Linked DNA regions of Homo sapiens: region 2 is linked to region 1. Evidence: read pairs that join two places in POLR2A ChIA-PET (ENCODE). Cell type or tissue: OCI-LY7. All regions are shown on one strand. Links, peaks and the distances in the headings refer to the core of each region. The heading gives the core; the rest is flanking DNA. Region 1 has its middle 12 kb from the start of SPSB1. Region 2 overlaps SPSB1 (splA/ryanodine receptor domain and SOCS box containing 1).

Region 1 (2,905 bases), core at 224-2,723:
GACAGATGCTGACATCTGGTTTTAAGTGAGGGGTCTGTTATTTTCCGCAATCAACTGGTGGGTTTGCCCGGAGCTCTAGAGGAACTTTCAGGAAATTGGTGGCAATTTGAACCCTGGGCTCCTTCTGGCCTCTGGATTTCATTCCGATACCAGACCACCCAGGCAGCTGGCACCTCCCAAGAGTGGGCTGAGCTCTGTCTGGAAGCCGCATCAGGCCATCAGCCTGTGCTCCTCAGGTCCCAGGCTGAGGACTGCAGGAAGGTGCACGGTGTTCTGCAGCTCGGCCGGGTCCCATCTGGCTCCTGGGCCGGCTGGGGAGGGTGCAGAGCTGCAGCAAAGACCAAGAGAGAAGCTCTGCCTCCTCTCAGAGGGCCCCGGGGCTCGAGCTGGGAGGTGGAGTGTGCAGTTGTGGCAGGACCTGGACATGCAGGCAATGCCAGTGCAGAGGAGGCGTGCTGAGCAGGTCCCAGCTCGGGGCTGGACTGCTGCTAATCTGCCTCCACAGCCTTGATTCCTACATTGACAGAGCCCTAAGCTTTCACGGGCCTTCCAGGTTATCAAGTAGCAGGAGATCCTCTCAGCTCCTGGGAATGTCATGGGTGTCACATCCCATCAGAGCCACCAGAACCTGAGAGAGCAGAGCTCCAAGTCCCTCCGCTTGTGGGTGAGGAGACCGAGGCTCAGGGAGGGGAAGCAGCTGGCCCCATGCCACACAGCAGCGCTTTCCTCATCTTTCTGCTCCCAGCCGAAACGTCTTTTCCATCAGGATGGAATCACGTTCTGCACTGATCCCCAGGGTGGACAGATGCTCCTGCCAGGCAGTCCCACGGCACCCTCCGCATGGCCCAGCTTGGCCCTGCCCCTTGGGGCTGCCATCCCTTGGGCCCTTGTCTGTGTCCCCGCCAGGCCAGGAGCCCTGGGCAGTGTCTTCCTTTGTGCTACCACCCCGTGTATCCCAGCACCAGGCACAGTGCCTATTACACAATAGGTGCTCAATAAATACTTGTGGTGGGATGTGAAATCAGTCTGTGGCACTTGCTGAACTTCTAATTCAAGGCCCCCACATGATGGAGATCTTTCCTGACTCCCTAACCTCCTTCCCCCAACACGGAACCGCAGTCTCTGCCCAGAGCCCTGTGGCTCCGACCCAAGTGCTCTCGCTACATCTGCCACCCCTGAGAACGCTCCTTGCCTGTCATTTCCTGAGTGCAGGGCCATGTCTTGGTCATCCTTGCAGAAGACAAAGCCCTGGTATGTGAGAGCCTGCGGTGGGCAGATGAACAGGTGCACATGCAGACACACGGCCCTGCCCCCACCAAGTGGTGCTGCGGGTCTCTCGCTCGGACCCCGGGAGCTCATCGTGGGCCCTATGATAAAGTCCTCTCTGTGCGCCTCTTTTCTGGAAAGCAGGGTTTATTATTCAGTTCACAGAGGAGGAACAAGCTCACAGTGGTGAAACTGCCCTGTGCCACTCTCTCAGCAGCAGGGGTGGGATTTGAACTCAGACCTTTCTGACTCCAGAGTCCAGCTCTTAGCCTCACAGGGTGCTGTCTCCTCCCAGGTGTCCTGGAAAGGCCAAGGACAACAGGGCTGCCTCCATGTGCTTGCTCTTTCCTGCCTACAGAGGGTAGAAAATGTGCCACAGGGAAAGCCCAGCACCCATGTGTGTTTGGACAGGACTGGGGCTCAAAGGAAACCGCTCCATCTGCGAGTTGGATGGAGCAGGGGTGTGGACAGAGCGCGGGGCAGAGTGAGCACGACAGAGGCAACCCCTGAGCACGGGGACCCTGCAGCCGCTGCTGCTGATAAAAAACACATGAGGAGGAAACGCCCACAGGCAGCAGCGCTCAGTCCAGCTGAGCCCTGACAACCGCGGCTGATTCAGTCGTTGACTCAGTCGACAAGCACTTACCCAGAGGGAGGCCATGGGATGAGTCGTGGGTCCTTGCCCGCTGCCAGCGGCGGGGCGGGGAGTGGGGGCGGGGCGGGGAGTGGGGGCGGGGCGGGGAGTGGGGGCGGGGCGGGGAGTGGGGTCGGGGCGGGGAGGGGAGCACGGATCAATCACAGTCTGGAATGGAAAGGGAGGGCCTTGACTGCCATGTGCATGGCTGCCTACCCCACGACTGCCATTTGCTGAATGAATGAATGAATGAAAGGTTGACTCCAGGAGGAGCCGGCGCCCATCGCCCAGCCCTGCCTCACTGACCATCCCCGTGAAGCCAGGCCTGACTGGACCCCTCCCGAGGGAGACACCCTCTGATGATTGCCCAGTGCCCAGGACGCGACTCTCAAACTTTTCCCCAAAAGCACCCTCACCCACCTCAAGTGTGAATAGCTTGTGTTTTCTATTTGAAAGGGATGGAATTTTGCATTCTGCTCCAGAACGTTTCAGAGTAAAAATAATATTTCCCTTCAATTCTTGGGGTACAGTTTTTGTTCTGGGGAGATGGTGCCCCACTGGCCCTGTGGCTCCAAGTCTCAGGACTTCTTGGCTTGGTCAACTTCTTGGCTGACCTTCAAGGCCTTAGGGTCTGGCCTTGGGGAGTCAGGCCTCCAACAAGCCTTCATGCTAGCTTTCTCTCTCGCTCGCTTTGTCTCTCTCTCTCTCTCTCTCGCTCTCTCTCTCTCGCCCTCTCTCTCCAGGGTTCAACACAGCCCTCGGTGGGGAGGCTGCCGCTGGGACCCCGGCCCACAGTTGGCCTCTGCATGACCTCAGGCCCAACCCCTGGCACTTTCCGCCTCCTGTGAGCAACCTTTCGGCGTCTGCAGAGCTCGTGGCGTAAGAGCGGGCCAGGAATGTCACTTGCTTCCTCTTCCCTGGAGCGTCTACACTGCATTTTAGGACTTGGTGAAAATCCACGCAGGAGCACATGAAGTCTTAATATTTATGAGGAATCGAACCATG
Region 2 (2,905 bases), core at 199-2,698, 66 kb before region 1:
CCAGGGGATGGGGAGGAGTCAAAAGCATCCCCAAAGTGCACTGTTTGGGAGTCCTAGACCCGGGACAGGTGAAGGGCACCTGTCTTCAGCCTTTAATGATCTAGGGCAGCCATTCTCTCTGAAGGCTGAGGGAGCCTGGAGGGGCAGGAGAGGCAAGGCAGGTCCCTGTGGTCAGAGAGCGCCTTCTGGATACAGCCACGGTTTGCTTTCATTATGCAAGGCACAGAGGAATGTGATGCTAGACACAGCACTACCGCCGAGACAGGAGCGAGACAGTGCTGTGGGATGCCCAGGGTTAAAAAAAGTTGCCGCGGTGGCTCACGCCTGTAATCCCAGCACTTTGAGAGGCCGAGGTGGGCAGATCACCTGAGGTCAGGAGTTTGAGACCAGTCTGGCCAACATAGTGAAACCCCATCTCTACTAAAAATACAAAAATAAGCTGGGCGTGGTGGTGAGCACCTGTAATCCCAGCTACTCGGGAGGCTGAGGCAGGAGAATCACTTGAACCCAGGAGGCGGAGGTTGCAGTGAGCCGAGATCGCACCACTGCACTCGAACCTGGGCGTCAGAGCGAGATTCTGTTTAAAAAAAAAAAAAAAAAAAAGTTGCAGGGAAACTGCAAAGAAGGTGGGGAAAGGACACTCCTACACACTGTGGGTGTGTGTTGAAGGGGGACAGACCCTGAACTGGGGCAGCCTTCTAGGTGTGCAGGTACAACGAGGCAGTCCCTGTCCATGTGCAAAACGCCCAGCAATCACCCAGCAACAGCCCTTCCAGGGCTCTTGTCTACCAAACCCTATAGGCCTCCACAGGGACATGAGGATGAAGATGCTGGGGACAGCATGAGTCCCACCTCATCTACACCACGGAGCTCCATGCAGCCCCTCCAAAGTGGTGACGTAACAGAAAATGTAACACGATGCTGTCGCATTTGTAAAGCAAATCACAGAACAATATGCAGATCATGATGCCGTTTCTGAAAGAACAGAATTTAAAAAGATTCTCTCTGCGCCTATTTATGTTTGTAGGTACAGAGAAAGGTCTAGAAGGATAAACATCAAACCTTTCACAATGGTTAATGATTGTGGGTGGGAGGGAAAAAACGCTTTTTGAATTGAATTTTTTAAAATGCATGTATTCCTTTTCAAACTAAAATGATTTTTAAGCACACAAAAGAGAATCAAAGGCTGAGAAACAATGATTTCACACACTATGTTTGCAAGAACAAGTTATTCCCAAAGCAATTCCTACAGGTTCTGCACCTGTGTTGCTTTTATAAAGCAAGCACAGCGTAATGTGTAAGCACTATTGTCCTGAATGCTTTATCCATGAAGGTACGTGTTAAGGATCCATAACTGGTAGAAGGGCGTTTAAAACGCTTTTTTTTCTTTTAAAGAGACAGGGTCTCACTATGTTGCCCAGGCTGCTCTCTTAACTACGAGGCTCAAGCAATTCTCCTGTCTTGGCCACCCAAAGTGCTCGGATAACAGGTGTGAGCCACCATGCCCAGCCTGGCAGAAGGGTATTTAAATAAAGGATGAGAATCCTGGGGAAGCTTTGGGGCCATCCCGAAGAGGGACATTATTTCTACAGTGATCTATCCCAAGACTTCCGATTATACTGTTTCAAAATTACAGATTTTAATTAGCCCCGTAAAAATGGGGCGGCTGTCTCTCTCTACTGACCCAGAACACAAGAAGAGAACAGCTGGTCCGTCCCCATACCCAGCCAGGTGGCAGCTGCACAGCAGCTCTGCATGTGGCAAAGGCCAGGTGAGGTGGCCCCATCAGAAACACCGGTGGCTGTTCCACCCCTGATAGACCAACGCCAGGGAAGAGGAGGAGGTGAGGAGGAATGAGGCACTGAGAGCAGACCCTGGGGGAGGCTGAGACAGGCCAGACTGCACAGCACCTGCCGGCAACCCCCCGATGGTGTTTCAATTAAAGCCACAACCCTGCAGACCCCACCTTCCCCCAAAATGCTTTCAGATCAATTGTTCCCGAGCCTTGCTTCCTCTAAAAATTACCTGTTTGTGGTGGTGTTTTAGGAAGAGGTCTGTTGAAGGAACGGCTACACCCTCTTTTGGGGATGTAGCCAAAGCGACTGGGGACAGACAGACAGAAAGGGCAGGTAAAGGATGCACAGAGGTGGGTCTGTCACCAGCGAGTGGCAGACACTCACCCACCTCCTTACACCCAGTTCCTCCACAGTGTGTCCGACTGACCCCAGAACAGTAAAACCATTGTTTTGCCCCAAGATGGGGAAAGAATGAAATTCAGGATGTGGAACAAGGTGACCTATTTATAAAGCCTCCTTTCACCTGAAGATCACGTAAGTTCCCTCCCTCTGCCGCCCCGTCTCACACATCAGTGGTGGCAGCCCAGGATTTTGCAAGAGAAACATGCCCCGAGCAATCTGCTATTTTATCAGAATCAATCTCTGCAGCCTGGCTCAGCCGCTGCCTGGGCTCTGCCCGCTCACTGGGGTTCTGTGCTCCCTCCAGCATCCTGAGCATGAGTGGCAGGGACACTCTTGGTGGTGGAAGGGCTCGGGGCATGCTCCGTGCTGGCTGGGCCATGGAGCCCCTGGCAAAGGGGCCACCACCAGCAGGGCTTGTGACACGTGGTTACCACCCTCCACCCCTCACCCTGCCAACTGCCAACTTGAGGAGGGACCCCTCAAGGAGGGATATAAAAATAAGTCTGTGCCCCTAGAATCAACAAAAAAGAACAGGATCCTTCTGGAAAGTTCTGACAAGTGATTTTGGAGAGAAAATCCCACACGGTCCAGAGCTCTAGTCCCTGACCTCAAAAGACCCAAAATGCACCTGCTGTAAACACCTATGGAAGGGCCCAGATGACTCACAGCACTTTCAGAGGGCTCGAATCAGTGGAGCCATGGCCTGG

Evidence for each region. ChIA-PET counts read pairs that join two places held together with the same protein. Peaks named below come from ENCODE experiments on the same cell type or tissue, not always from the same donor. Only the 100,000 strongest peaks of a DNase experiment are listed, where the experiment ranks them.
Region 2: POLR2A ChIA-PET joins it to region 1 with 6 read pairs; 2 of 35 experiments call an interaction of 5 or more read pairs at or near these places.

The regions. Positions count from the first base shown.
Region 1 is chr1:9,279,507-9,282,411 of GRCh38, reverse strand. No RefSeq gene overlaps it. Among named protein-coding and RNA genes, the nearest start is that of SPSB1, 12 kb to the left of the region's middle. In OCI-LY7, for the core only: no CTCF peak of the experiment used is centred there; no DNase peak of the experiment used is centred there.
Region 2 is chr1:9,345,642-9,348,546 of GRCh38, reverse strand. All of the region lies in intron 1 of SPSB1 (splA/ryanodine receptor domain and SOCS box containing 1), which reads right to left. Among named protein-coding and RNA genes, the nearest start is that of SPSB1, 54 kb to the right of the region's middle. In OCI-LY7, for the core only: no CTCF peak of the experiment used is centred there; a DNase peak (open chromatin) is centred at 1,746; H3K4me3 peaks cover 987 bases.